3 separate regions of the Mus musculus genome follow, and regions 2 and 3 are each linked to region 1. A link is a loop called in an ENCODE intact Hi-C map of the cell type or tissue named here. Cell type or tissue: left cerebral cortex. All regions are shown on one strand.

Region 1 (5,000 bases):
GGGCTTGGTGGCACACACCTTTAATCCCACCATGAGGAAGGGAGGCAGAGTCAATCATTTCTCTCTAGATTGTAGGCCAGTCAGGGCTATGTAGTGATACCCTGTATCAAATTAAAAAAAAAAAAAAAAAAAAAAAAGGAAAAGAAACAAGCAGGTCCTTGAGACACAGGCCTTTAACCCCAGCAAACAGGAGGCAGAAGCAGGTGGCTCTGTGAGCTTAAGGGCAGTCTTATCAACATGGAGAGTTCTAGGATAGTCAGAGCTACAAAAACCCTGTCTCAAAACAAAATAAAACCGACCTAATGGTATATAAATTTTAAAAGAAAAAAAATTTAACCGTCACTACAATGTTAAGAGAAGAAAAATTACTAATATTACTATAATCCTTACTACTAAGAATAAACCAATCTCAGTATTGAAATTTTTTAAGACTCTAGAAGTTGGTGGTCCTGGTGGCACCTGCCTTTAAATCCAGCACTTGGGAGGTAGAGGCTGGTGATGTGAATTCCAGGACATCTAGACCCACACAAAGAAAACCCCAGCCCCACCACTACCACCCAAAGACTCCAGTAATGACATTCAAAGATACCCAAAGCAAGTTTTCCCTTTTTTAACCATGAAAGTTAGCCAAAAGCTATACAATTTATCAGATAAAGAATGCAGTAGTCCATCTGAACAGAATTACATGAACAGACTTTATGACTAAGTCACTCAAAATCAGAACATCCAAAAATTTAATTTTAAAAAGTTTTCCATAATATTTCTTGTTACTGGCTATGTCAAATATGGTAACTTGTGAACATGTTACAGAAGTACACTTATTATGGGGGCAGAGGAGGAAACAAAAATCCAGAGCAAATATGTCTATAAAATATCTATGCCTATGAATTTCAAAGACATAATTTAAAAAAAATTCTCTAAGACTACGGAAACTTTACAGCTGAATGCTCACATATAACTAAAGTTAGAGCCTTAGAACACTGCAAGACTTATCCTTCCCAACTGTTGCAGGTGAGCAAAACTCATGGTTCGAAATACAGCTGCTAAAAAAGCAGAGTAATGCACTAGTTCTATCTTATTTCCAGGCCTTAATAGAAATCCTACTCAGAAACATGGCCCACACATTCTCTACAACTTGCAGGGTACGTTTAACTCCACTATACACTCTCATTGGCAGAAGGAGAGATCTGGAGCCTCTTCTCTGAGTTAAAGGGATGCTTGCAGTAAGGAGGAACATCTAGTGGACTGTCAGATGACTAGCCATTCTTCTTCTTCTTCTTCTTTTTCTTCTTCTTCTTCTTCATTATCCTGGCCTCTCAAACAAGTCAGACAGCAAGAGAGGACCAGGTCAGTGATCATCAGAATAACACTAAACTAACAGTAAGCAGGAAAAAGAACAGACAAGGGAGAGTCTCCCTTCAGGTCTCCTAACAAAGGGGCTGACTGGAGAAAAGAATTCCTTCATCTTGTAAACTGGAATTGCAAAGGTCCAAAAAGCAAAACAAAACAAACATGCAAGCACAAAACCTCCTGTTCATTTTTAAACTTGTACAATCACTTTAGTTGGAAGTTCATGACTGGGAGTCTTTCAACTTATTATCTCCCATTTCTAAGTACCTAATTCCAGAAAGGCTTCATCTTTTTTCTTTCCCTTCTAAGTAAGAGTGTGACAAACTGCAAAGGAAACGCCTCAGGTCTACACCTCAACACGCAGTTTGAGACATTTTGGTTTCATGGCAAATGGATATAAAATAAACTGCGGTCCATACTGACTCTTGAGGCAAGGATGGGGAGAGGGGACCTAAGAATGAAATTTTGTTGAACTTTAGTTACACTTAAAACCTTGGATCGCAGACACCAAGATTTGTCTTCCGCCCCCATTCCTCAACAGAAAATCTGCCTCACAGGAGCAAAAATCATTAAAGGTGGGAAAGCAGAGAAAAAAAGAATTCATTGCAACAGGGGAGAAAGAGCTGAAATCCCTCATTCACCAGTAACAAAAATAGTAAAAGTGCATAAAAGCCCTCACACACGATTGTACCGGCATTTCCCAAATTAAATTGCATGGAGCCAACAATAAAGGTCCCCGCAGCTCCCACTTCCAACCTCTTAATTCCAGAACACACAACGATCTGACATGACATAGTGTTGCAATGAATGTATCAGAAGGCAAAGAAAATGGTTGGGCTACTGGACGTCTTCGACCAGTCCATTCAAAAACCTTTAAAATTAAACACCGGCCGGGGAAATGGGAAGAGATACACAGAAGCACCCTGGAATGAAGGTGCAACGAGCAGAAAAGACGAAGGGAACTATGGAAGGCCGGGAGTCCCGAGACTAACCTGTGCCATCGCTGGCGGACGCCGAGAGGGCCGGAGATGAGAGTTTAGGCCGCTTGGCTGAAGGCGGCCCGGGTTCCACCACATTCTCGGCCATTTTTAATTCTTTCGGAGATACAACCGAGGAAAAAAACGAGAATCCTGAGGAAATCTCTTCTCCGAAACGGGGTCCCCGCCCCGCTCCTAAGGGTGGGCTCCGGAGCTCCGCCGCCACCCAACAGGGGTGGGGGGAAGTTCCTTTTTCTCTTCGCCTGGTTGCGGTGGCCGGAGAGGGATGCGGACTCAACAGAAATGGTAGGGGCAAGTGCGAGGGGCCGGGCCTAAACCAGGCCGGGAGGAGGGTACAGCAACACTGATCCCACGAGCACGTCCGCTGCAGCGAATTCTCGGGAACTCACAGCTCTACAGACGCAGTCCCCAGCCCGCCACGGCGAGCCCCTGCCCAGCCGAGGTCTCTCGGAGCTCCGCCGCCGCCATCAGCTTCTTCCTCCTCGGCGCTGTCCTCCTCCTTCTCATCGCCACAAGGAGGCGGGGGCGAAAAAGGGGGAGAGGAGGAGGCGACCAGAGACACTCACCTCCTCCCGGTGCCCCCTCCCGGGCCTGCGCCCCCACCCTGAGAGCCGCCCTCCTCCTCCTCCTGCCGCTGCGCTCCGCGCCGCCGCTGCCGCACCGGCCCCTAATGGCCACACTGAGCTCAGCCGAGCCGAGAGCCAGACTGGCGCCGGGGCCGCCTCACATCGCGCAGCGGACAAGCAGAGGCGCAGCAGCGACGACGCCGAGCGTGGAGCTCGCCGGCCCGAAGGGCCAGGGGGGCCGGGCCGGGCCAAGCAGGGCCGTCCGCCCGCAAGCCCGCGCTGACGCCGAGCCCACCGACGCGGCCTCTCCGCGCGCCGCGCTTCTCCGCCTCCACTCGCAAGCCCGGGGAGGAGAAATCAGTCCGGCCGCCTCCCTGGCCCTCACCCCCCCGGCAGCCAGGTGCCTGCCGGGGGCTCGGCTCGGGGGCCGCCTCGGACGGCGGGCAGAGGCGCCGCGGGGCGCGGGCTTATGTAATGGTTTCCCCCCCTTAGGCGTCGACGCCGGCCCGGGCTGCGGTGGGGGTGTGTGCGGGCAAGGAGGGGACTGAGGGTCGCCTCAGCCTTTGCGCCCCGGGGCCCCCAACCACTGTCTCGGTCCCGGCCGCTGCTCTCCAGCCAGGTACCCTCCTCACTCCCTGCTCGCGCAGTTCGCACTCAGCCGGGCGTCCCGCTTGCCCCACTCTCTCTCTCCCGGTCCCTCTCCGCTCTCTCTCCTCCTCCCCCCACCCCCCCCACAGGCTAGCACACAAACAAGATGGCGGCTGTTGTTTCTTGCCTCTGCCGAATCCTCCTTACAGGATAGCGGTAGCGGCGGCGGCGGCCGGAAATGAGCCAAGATTGGGGGGGGGGGGAGGTGAGAGGGGGAGGGGCCGAGAAACAGGGAGGCGGGGCGAGGGCGGGGCCTCTGCCTTGCAGCTCACACAATGGGGGAAGCGGCGCCGGGGGCGGTGCCGGCTCCAATCACGGGATCCGCCCAAGGGCCCCAACGCGGTAGGCGCTTCCGCAAACTCCCCCGGCGTCACTCGGTGGCTCCCTTTAAAGGGGAGGTTTTGAAAGAAGTTGTGGGGGGGGGGGGGGTCCGGGGTGAACTTAGAACGTATTTTCGGTCGGTGGACAGTTAGGTGCCTGGGCTGGGTCTCTGAGCAGAACCGAGTCAAAGCTCAGGCGCTCCTCTGCGAAAACAAGGAAAACCACGGTCAGAGCTCCCGGGGTTTGCCCTCTCAGGTTGATCTTTGGAACCCCATTAAATCCGCCAAACACCTGTGTTTCATCGTAGACACACATTCCATCCTCTTCATAGCCTTCTCGAAAGCAGCAGTTCATATCTCAAAGTCACATTGCTAGTCCTTTAAGTTTTCTCTGAAATGTCTAATTCAAGAATGAAAAATTTGGATTACGATATTGTTAGTTAAAAAACTAGGAGGGGGAGGACCACAGCAGTGGGAGGCTGTTTAGGGCTAGACCCTACCTACATTTTTGCCCATCACGTGTCCACACATCCTTACCAGCTACCACTCTTAAAAAAGAATCCTTGAGAACTACTTTTCTGAACCTGCCTGAAACTTCCAAGGTCTTTTGAAGGTATTTTCCACCCATCTCTAGCAGATGAGCTTAATAAAAGGCCACTTTCTGCAGTGCCTTCAATGTAAATATGGGAGAGGACAAAAAAATGTTATGTGCTAAAAAAAATTATAACACTAGAAAAATGTGAGGAAATGCTCCTAAGTCTAGTGTGTAGGGCAGCCCAATTCGAAGCAGAAAGCAGGGGGTATGCTTTTAGGGTTCTCAAATTACAGGACTTCTGTGTTTGGGATCCTCAAATATAGGGAAAGTACCAAGGTTCTATGTGACACTGAAGGAAACCTTCGAGACATTACCTATTGTATAGGTAGTTTGCCTACTATTCCTGTGGCCTTAACAGTTCAGTCACCAGTACTACCAAGAAAATAAATTTTTTCTCAGATCTATTTTTTAATTACATTTACCTTGTGTGTCTCTGTTGATATGTATAAATGTGTGAACATATATACCCATGACCCACATGGGGAGGTCATAGGATAATCTGGAGGAGTCATTTCTTCTGTAC
Region 2 (5,000 bases), 63 kb after region 1:
AGATATATTTTTTCACTGCTGCTATTCTACTGTAAAAATTGGGGGGGGGGGGTTTACTATACACATTGCGGTGCTGGTCTCCAAAAGTCAGTGGCGAGAACACAGTGGGATCCAGTGTCATCAGTTTACCAACAGATGGACAGCTATTGGTGGTATGTTGGCATATTGGTTTTAAGTGAAGCCAGTCTTGGTCTGGGCTGTAGGGAAGCTGTTGTTTGGTCCATATAGAGACTTTCTACTCCAGCCACATAGATGTATCCAACAAGTGGGTGGGGAAGGGGACTGATATTCCATCCATATGGTTCTATCCATTTGATTTGGTTGGTGTTGTTACTTTGGAGACAGGATCTTAACAAGACAGTGTCAAATACTAAAATCTCAATATCTAAGAGGTAGTCTCAGGGAGGTCAGGAGTTCAAGACAAACCTTGACTACACAACAAATACAAGGCCTGTCTGGCTACATGAGAGACCACGAACACACACACACACACACACACACACACACACACACACACATTGTGTTTTATAAAAAAAGAAAGAAAGAACCAGGATATGTTTTGTAGAGGCACAGTATGGTGAGGTGAGAGGGGTGCCTCAGTGGGCCCATGGTGAGGCATCCCTTCCCCCTGAGACAGATAGAGTGCCAGGTGTTGGTGGCACACGCCTTTAATCCCAGCACTTGGCAGTGGCAGGTGGATTTCTGAGTTCGAGGCCAGCCTGGTCTACAGAGTGAGTTCCAGGACAGCCAGGGCTACACAGAGAAACCCTGTCTCGAAAAAACAAACAAACAAACAAACAAAAAACAAACAAAAAAAAGACAGATATAGTGTGGAATAGAGTTTATTTAGGGCATGGGCGGGGAATTGAGGAGGGAGTAGAGACAGAGAAAGGCAGAGAGAGAGAGAGAGAGAGAGAGAGAAGAGGATGGGGAGGAGAGAGGGAGAAGGGGCAGGAAGAGCAGGGGCAGAGAGCAAGAGGAGAATAAGAGGGAGAGAGGAGGGGCAAGCATTCCCTTTTATAGTGAGTCAGGCATACCTGCCTGTTACCAGGTAACAGTGGGGCAGAGCCTAGAAGGAATTCTAACATACATGTGTGTATGTGTGTATGTGTGTATGTGTGTATGTGTGTGTGTGTGTGTGTGTATGTGTGTGTGTGTAGGCTGGAGAGATGTCTAAGTGGTTTTCAGAACACTGGCTACTCTTGCAAAACACCCAGGTTCATTTCTCAGCACCCACTTGGTGGCTCACATCTATAACTCCAGCCCCAAGGGATCCAGTGTCATCTTCTGGCCTCCAAGGGCAGGGCATACACATGGTTCACGGGCATAGCTGTAGGGAAAACATTTATATATTTAAAAACTTTAGTTCCAGGTCAACCTGGCTACAGGAGACCCTGCAGACAAAGGGACTGACTGAGAGACAGACAGGTCACTGGGCATAGTATGTTTCTTTGTAATCTCAGCACTAGGAAGGTGGTAGCGGGGAAAATTAAGAGGTCAAGGCCTGTTAGTTTAGAACCTGCCTCAATAAATAAATACAAAGATACAGAAAAAGATACAGAGCTCAGGAGTTGGTTCAGCTACAGCAGGTGAATGCTTCCAAAAAGCACCTGAGTTGGATTTCTGGGACAGACCTCATTAGAGAAAACCGGCTCATGAGAGAAGTCTCAAAAACAAACAAAACAAAAAGCCGGGCTTGGTTGCTAGTTCCTTTAATCCCAGCACTCGGGAAGCAGAGAAAGGTATTGAATCTCCATAGTGAATTCCAGGCCAGCCCCTGTCCCAAAAGCAAAGATATCCTCTGACCTCAGAGGGATTGTAGTGGAACACACACATAAACAAACAAATGTAAGAAACATACAAAAACAACAATAAAAAAGCAGAGGCTAGAGAGATGGTTCAGCGTTTAAAAACATTTACTGCTCTTGCAGAGGATCTGAGGTCCGAGCACCCATGTTGGGCAATTCATCCTCTTGTAATTCCAGGGGTTCTGAAGCCCTTTTCTGACTTCTTCAGACAGCTATAACAAATGGCGCGCGCGGACACACAGACACACACACACGGGGATAAGAAGAAAATTTAAGTTCCGAGGAAAAAAAGAAAAAGACGTTCTCCCCCTGTTCACTCCGGAGAGTCCGCATCTCACTTTAGGATTTAACCCCACCCCCACCCCCCGCTCAGATTTTCATATTTAAAGCTCTCTTTTTCTCAAGACCCCAGTCCAGCCCCTCGCCTAATATGGTCACTTTCAGCCTCCAGCTAGCAGTCTTAATTAAGCTCATTTCTACCAGCTCTGACGTCCACAACCAGTTCCAGCACCCGCCTGGCCATCCGTTGGCTCAGAAAACATCTCATGCTGATATTCCTTAAATATTTCTTGATTCCTGTCGGCGATGTTCATGTACACGACAAAGAGTTAAAATCTATCCCTCCATCTTTATTTCAACTTTTTTGCTGTTTAACCTACCGGGCTTTTAAAGAAAGGTTTCTAAAGAAACAGTAAGACTTTCATCAGGACTCAGCAATCATTCCGGACGTAAACTGAAATATACAGTCAGGGATTTGTTTCACAATCCCGGGGAAGGGCAGCAGTGGGGGTGGGCGGGAGACGGACAAATCCAGATTGTCAGGAGCTGAGTGTTTATCTAGATGTGCAGGGGGTGGGGGTGGAGGTGGGAGGGGGGGTGCATTAGGACCGTGACTTTGGTTCGTGTCCGAAATTCTTCCTAGTCCAAGTCAACAGAAAGCCGCAGATGAACCACTGCTCTGTCGCAACCCTCCTCACCGACAGGAACTCTTTGTATCGGACTGTAAGGTTTCGGTACAACAGGAACAATTTAGGGAGGGCATCCTGTTCTTTTGGAGTGCGACCCGAGTGCTAACCCTTTCTGAATCCCAAGCAGGGACAGAGAGTTGCCCAGCAGCCAGCCGCAGGCTGGAGGCAGACGGCCTGGCCACCTTGCTGCGAACCCAGGGGTTAGAGCGCAGCTCCGGACGCCGGAGCTCCGCCCTCATCTAGCCCGGCACGTGCAGCCCGGGGGCGCTTGCTGCTCGTCCTCCCAACCCCCACCCCGGGCACGTGACCAGCCTCCCCAGAGGGAGCGAGTGCGCAGAATGGCTTGCAGCGGAGCTGCGGCGCGCACGCCAGGTTCAAGCCGAGCCCTCAGACCTGGGTGCACCGTAGGGGGACCTAGACCATCGGGAGAGATCGGGGTGAGAGATAGTTGCCCACTCACTCACCCCCGCCAAGCATGAAAGGGCGAGTCCGGGTCCCCCAGCCCTACCCTGCCAGGACCCGCGCTTGCCCAGGTATCTGGGTGTGGCTAGACCCAGCCAGCGCCCGGGGGGTGATGGCCCTCCTCTGCGGAAGTAGCCTGAGCCGCCGCCTTTGTGTTTGTCACCCTTGTAGAGATAAGAAGCCTCTGGGATTCTAGTTTACCTTCCTGTCTCCTTGGTGGTCAGACACTCTCCCTTGCTACCCGGAACAACCCGCTCATACACACTCGGGTGCTTCACTGTCCCCTACAGCTCCCTTACTGGGAGGGGTAGAAGCTCTTAAGAGTGCACAAACACACAAAGTATTTCTTTTCTTTTCCATTTCAAACTCGATGCGTTAATGAGCGTAGTGGCTCAAGCCTTAATCTCAGCGCTTGGTTGAGGCAGGAGGATTGCCGAGAGTTCGAGGACAGCCCGGGTTCCATTACTAAGTTCCGGACCAACACGGTTAGGAATAAGACTCATTCGAACCAAACGAAAGAAAGAAAGGGGGGCGTGGGGGACAATGAAGACGCGTACCCAGCCACCGGGCGTCTGCGTTCCCTTTACGCGCCGCCTCCAGCAATGGCGTCTGTGTCCCGACTCAGACCAAACCACTAGCCGGACACAGGTGTAGCTATTGGCTCCATCTGCAAACGCACGGGGAGCTCCAGTGTGAGCTGGCTTGGGGTGGGGATGTTCTAGGCTCTGAACCCCTAAGCTCGCACCCAGGGTCCTAGACGCAAGAATATGGGGGTACTCTAGCGAAGATGAGGATAGCTGTTGCAGCGCCCCAGGGCGCACGGGGCGGGGCAGTTGAGTCATTCCTCCCGCCAAACCCAGGCTCTTGAGTTCCCCCCCCCCAACCCTGACAACCTCGGGCTTCAGTGATTGGGTTCATGGGACGTCCGCGCTGACGCCCCTCAACTAGTGACCTCCAGAAGCTTGGGTTTCCTGTTCCGTGTAATGGGAGTGGCACTTTTAAAACGAGACTTGGGCTTGGCACCTGCAATGCTTCCGCAGAAAAAAACCCTAGTCCTTGGGCTGCCTGCTTCTGAGGAGAATGAACAAAACAGGCACAGTGAACTTGCTGGTCCACAGAGTTTCAAACCATTTATTTAATCGGGACAGTTAATTCTGCCCCACCCCCACCCCTCAAGTAATTGAGACTTCTGACTTCTGGCCTGAGTTGACGTCCCTGGAAACAAGTGGGTGCTGGAAGATGCCAAAACCCAGCCTTTCTAGGCCCCTTGTGGGTCAGAGTCCAGAAAAATATCAAATCTCCCTTTCTCCCTCCTTCTCCCTCCCCCTCTCCCTCCTTCTGTTCCCCCTGCCAAGCCCCCCTCTCCAAGACAGGGTTTCTCTGTGTATTGCTTGCTGCCCTAGAACTCTCTCTAAAGAACAGGCTGGCCTTGAACTCACGGAGATCTACCTGCCTCTTTCTTTCCAGAATGCAGGCATTAAAGGCATGTGACAGCACTGCCTGACCAGAATCTCCTTACCAGTATATTTCAATTATATTTATTTGTTTGATGTGTATGTGTACAGGCAGGCTATCATGAGGATCATAGAGATCAGAAGATGACATCTGAGAATGAGTTCACCCCTTCCACGAAGTGGATCTCAGGGACTGAATTTAATTCTTCAGGCTTGGAGGCACCCCATGATCTATCACTAGGCACTTTCTGTACTTAGTTTTTTTTTTGTTTTGTTTTGTTTTGTTTTTTAAATGTGTGTGGTAGTAC
Region 3 (5,000 bases), 190 kb after region 1:
AACAGTCAAAGCCACACAGAGAAACCCTGTCTTGAAAAACCAAAAAGAAAAAACCCTAAGGGGGTTTAAGGGGGAGGCTTAGCGTTGGTTCCAGCATACCCTTCCCTGCCCAGGAAAGCAGCCTGCTAGCTGGGATTGTTAAGGAGGAAAAGTGGGTCAACATGTGCCTGAGTTCCTAGTTACTCTGGAGGTTGAGGCTGCAGCAGCCATGATTCTAGGAGTTTCAGACCAGCCTGGCCAAACATAGCAGGACCCAATTAAAAACTGGTCCCTCCCCTCCAGAATAAAGAATAAAACAAAACCCCACACATTAAAGCTGTGTTTCAAGAGTGTGGATAGGCACTCCTTAAGACATGAGCAAAAGCTGGTGGGGTAGTTTTCTTTGGGGTAAATGGACCTGGTGATTACTAAAAATGCAAAATATTTTAACAAGCATATTCTCAGGAATAAAAGAAGTCAGTGATGTGTGCTGGCATTCTTCAAAGCCTGTTGAGCTTTTTTTTTTCTTTTCCTTTCTCACTTTTATAGCTGTTGTAGGACTTTTACTCATGTTAAGAACTTACAAAATAACTATAGTAACTATTAAAACAATGGAGGAGAACCCTAGGTATGCTTGTATAATATGGCTTTGAGTTCTGGTACATACCCTTTAATAATCCTATGTTTTGAAGCCTTTGCTTTCTCAAAAACAAAAGATGCATAAGTTGCCATTAGATATTTGTTAGGACTAGGAGTTGAGGACTAGCTTTTAGTGGCTTTTCCTAATGAACAGCCTGCTAACCCAAAAACTTAGGATATTTGTGTTCTTTCAACCACTCATATCTTGTTAAATGAACGTGAGTGTCAGTGGCACATGCCTCCTTTAATCCCAGCACTTGTGTGATAGAGGCAGGAGGATCTCTGAGGTCAGCCTCTGGTCTACACAGAGAAACCCTATTCCAAAAAGCCAAAACAACGACAAAAAATTTTCTGGTATGTAATAGACATACCAAAGGAAGAGTTAAAAGTCATTCTTAAGAATGTTAACATTTATCCTGGAGAAATGTGCCTATGTAGTGAATTCCAGATTACATTTAGTAGAATTCTTGTTAGGCATAGTATCTTGTGTTGATTCTCATGGCTAATCCAAGTATTGTGTCTGCAGTGTTTTGGTGTGGCATACTTCAGTGTGAGGTGAAGAATCTTGGAATGCTTAAGAGTCTTCAAAACTTAAAGTAAGATATTAATATAAACTAGCTGTATGCCTTTTTTCTCTTTAGATAGGGTCTTACTTTGTAGCCTTGGCTGGCCTGGAACTTGCTCCATAGACCAGGCTGGCCTCACCTCAGAGATATGTCTTGTCTCCACATCTCGGGTGGTAGGATTAAAGGTATATGACACCATCTTTGGCTCTTTGTGCAATTTTAAAAGATAGATCAAATATAAAGTTAGTCTATGAACAATGGCAACATTTAGAGCAAACTGTTTTCAATATTTTAACCTTGGGTGGACAGTGTGACTATTAAAAAAAAAGGAGAACTCAAGGTTTCAACTCTAGGAATGTTAATAACGTGAGTATTCCTAGATCTAGAAGTCTCTATATGCAGCTCAACCTGCATCTCTTCTGACAAGATGCAGAGGAGAAAGCTATTAAAATGACCACATATATAAAAATGAAAGTTTTCAGTGCTGGGGGACTGATCGTAGAGCATAATAGGCAAGTACTCTACCAGTTATGCCACACGCCCACCCAAAAGTGATAGTTTCAATTTAGATCCAAATAAAGATAGCACAGTGATGGAAGTAGCGATAGGACCGGCCGAGGCTAGGGAAACCCTGGCACCCTCCAAAAAAATTAAGAAATAGAACCAGATCTGAATTCACAGTAGCAAATGTGAATCTAGATAAACTGTCCTTTTCAACAAACAGATTTTGCAGTAGTTGATGGAACATGGCTTTTAGGAACTATCTGAAGTGAGTAGAATGCATTTCTACCCTCAGTACAGAATTTAGACTATAACACCCCAGTGTTTGTACACGTGCCTAAATAACAATAGCAAAAAAAGATTGAGGTTTTAACTCTCAAGAGAATTATGAATGAAGCTTAGCTTCTTTTTTTGAAACATTGAGAGAAAACTTAGGTCAAAATAATCTACGTTGGTTTGGACTTGGGAGTACTGAACTACAAATCAGAATGTGAGAGACATGAGTTAGAGCTCATGAAAATAGTTTTCTATATTTAATTATTTTATTTTGGAACAATTTTTGGTCCAAAATTGGTTACTGGTAATAGGCTGCCAACATGCTCAATCCATCCCATTGAGTGTGTGTTTCCTATTAGTAAGGACAGTCTCTACAATGCGGCCGTCCAAGTTAGGCACCAATGAGTTAATACAGTCCAGCCCTTAGAATTACAGTTTGTCTTCTGTTGCCAGCTCTCATTTTCCTTCTAAAAGTTGTCAGTTTTACCTTGGCTTTCATGATTTTGGTGATTTTAGTATTACAAGCCAGTTATTTTAGCAATTCCTTCTATTTGAATTTGTCTTGAGCTTTTCTTAGAATGACATTTCTTGGCAGGGCTGTCACTTCACAGAGCTAAACTGTTGTAACTGTGTTTGGATGTCACCCGACGTTGCTGACTCTGTAGTTTGAAACTTGGGAAAAACACAGCTTAAGAAGCCCTTCATTAAACTTTAACTTACGAGCCAGTGTTTGCTTACTGCACACCTTTGAAAGGTGTTTCTTTTCTTTCTTTCTTTTTAAAAAAAAAAAAAAAAAAAAACAAAACAACCTTTTTTTTAAAATGTGCATTGGTGTTTTGCCTGCATGTGTGTCTGTGAAGATGTCACAACTTCTGGAGCTGGAGTTACAGACAGTGCTGAGCTGCCCTGTGGGTGCTGGGACGAACCCTTGACCTGAAAGAGCAGCCAGTGTTCTTAACTGCTGAACCATCTCTTGTCCCCTCCCTTTTTTCCTAAGTGTAGAAATTTTGTGTTCTTTACTGAACACTTACTAAGACATTTTGCATGACACAATCTTTTGTCGTGTCGGAACCATTATCTATTAATATGTTGTAATGGAAAGCGTGTGTGTAAGTAGAACAAGTAAACTGCACAGTTTTTCTCGTATGAATGATCTTTAAGAAACTTCAAATTTGGTTGAATTGGTGACATGCACACTTGTAATTTTAGAGGATGTAGGAAGATCAAAACTTGAAGGTCATCTTAGGCTTTTTAGTCAGACTGTCTTAAGTAAAATGAGGGGCTTGAGAGGTTGGCTGCTTTCCAAAGTACCTAGGTATGATTTCCAACATCCTTGGTGGTGGTCAAAACCTTGTGTCATTCTAGTCCCTAGGGATCTGACACCCTCTTCTGGCTTCCAGGGGTATTAGGCATTCACTTGGTGTGTGTGTGTGTGTGTACACATATATGTATATATACACATGTACGTATGTATATATAAACACACAAATACATATATATGTACATATAGACAAACACACAAAATAAAAATACATCTTTTTCTCTAGTTACAGACAGTTGTGAACTTCTATGTCTGTGCTGAGAGCTGAGCCAGAGCCCTTGTCAGGACAGTGAAAGCTCTTAACTGCTGAATCATTTTCCAGCCCCTAAAAGCAATCCACCACCCAGAATCTCCACAAAGGCAAAAGACGTTTCGTTTTTTGTTTTTTTCTACTTGCTACTTTGCGTTTGAACTTCTGTTTCACTTTGGGTTTATTGAAGAATGTTTAGTCATGCCACAGATGAGAAGACATTTACAACACATGTGACTGACACAGGCTCATGGACAGACCAGGGAATAAGACAATGTGATGAAAACCTAGATGAGAGTTAGTTGAACATTCCAAAAGCCGCTCTTTCGATGCCTAAGATTCTATGAAAAGGGACTTAATACAATGACATGTCATATAACCCAGGAAGGCTGGAAGTCTAGGATGGAATAACTACACTGTGATAGGTAGCATAAATTGGTGAAAAGAACTTGGAAACTGATGCCCATCTAAATTCAACTTAGATGTACACCCTCCATCCAGATTCTGCCAATGGCAAGTGGGTAGTAGAGCTCTAGTCATAAAAGAAGCATGGCCTGCTGGGTGGGAGGAAGTGCTGGCTGACAGAAGCATGGCCTGCTGGGTGGAGGAAGTGCTGGCTGACAGAAGCATGGCCTGCTGGGTGGGAGGAAGTGCTGGCACTTTTTGCACTTTCAATTCACAAATAACAACAGAATGAAAGGTTGACTTTTTTTTGTTTTGTTTTTTTTTTGAGACAGGGTTTCTCTGTGTAGCCCTGGTTGTCCTGGAACTCACTCTGTAGACCAAGCTGGCCTCGAACTCAGAAATCTGCCTGCCTCTGCTCCCGAGTGCTGGGATCAAAGGCGTGCGCCACCACTGCCCTGCTGACACTTTTCTTTAAATCATTTGTTTTTGCTGGTTTGTTTTTATCCATCAGCCACTTACATGTTCTGCTATAGGCATGTAAGTTTATTCTTTTTGTAGGCTTCTCCCCTTTAAGTTTTGCTATTTTCATGTTGTCTTGGATTACTTGGGAAGCAGGGTTTTGCAAAGACTTCAGTGGCTTCTGCCTGCTAGAGAATTACTTTACCACGAGGCTCTGACATACTCTTGTTAAATGTCAACCCCAAATTCTGCCTTTCAGATAAGTCCTACCCCCCAATTTTCTAAGCTAATGTCTTAGAGAATGATTTATCATTTTGTTATTTATTGGTTTCTCTGCCTTTTGTTTTGCCTTTTAATACAAGTTTATTAGGCTTAAAAGAGGCAATTTATTAGGCTTATAAAGGTTTTATTAACTAGTGTGCTAAAAAACAATTTGAAGTTGACAAAAAACTTACTCATAACAAAGCATTCATATTAATTGAGATTATACTCGTCTAAGCTTTGAAAGGTTATTGGAAACATTTAGCCTTTCTAGGTTCATTGCTTTTTAGTGAACCTATAGTGACTATTCTAAACAACTATCTCTTTTCTTATTTTAAGCATG

The links. Peaks named below come from ENCODE experiments on the same cell type or tissue, not always from the same donor. Only the 100,000 strongest peaks of a DNase experiment are listed, where the experiment ranks them.
Region 2: a loop joins it to region 1, with 5 times the contacts of the local background. A loop is called at or near these places in 15 of 42 quality-filtered maps.
Region 3: a loop joins it to region 1, with 2.7 times the contacts of the local background. A loop is called at or near these places in 6 of 42 quality-filtered maps.

What each region holds. Positions count from the first base shown.
Region 1 is chr15:81,584,065-81,589,064 of GRCm38, reverse strand. Ep300 (E1A binding protein p300) reads right to left here and starts at 2,851. Exons shown (of 31, transcript NM_177821.6): 1 at 2,343-2,851. The coding sequence starts at 2,436. In left cerebral cortex, a CTCF peak has its summit at 2,839 (motif pointing right); DNase peaks (open chromatin) are centred at 1,136, 2,819 and 3,868; H3K4me3 peaks cover 4,351 bases; H3K27ac peaks cover 2,572 bases.
Region 2 is chr15:81,521,389-81,526,388 of GRCm38, reverse strand. No RefSeq gene overlaps it. Among named protein-coding and RNA genes, the nearest start is that of Rbx1, 58 kb to the right of the region's middle. In left cerebral cortex, a CTCF peak has its summit at 2,951; DNase peaks (open chromatin) are centred at 2,350, 3,051, 3,868 and 4,122; H3K4me3 peaks cover 2,083 bases; H3K27ac peaks cover 1,441 bases.
Region 3 is chr15:81,392,319-81,397,318 of GRCm38, reverse strand. It overlaps St13 (suppression of tumorigenicity 13), which reads left to right. Exons shown (of 12, transcript NM_133726.2): 2 at 4,997-5,000. Among named protein-coding and RNA genes, the nearest start is that of St13, 4.9 kb to the left of the region's middle. In left cerebral cortex, no CTCF peak of the experiment used is centred here; DNase peaks (open chromatin) are centred at 2,495 and 4,098.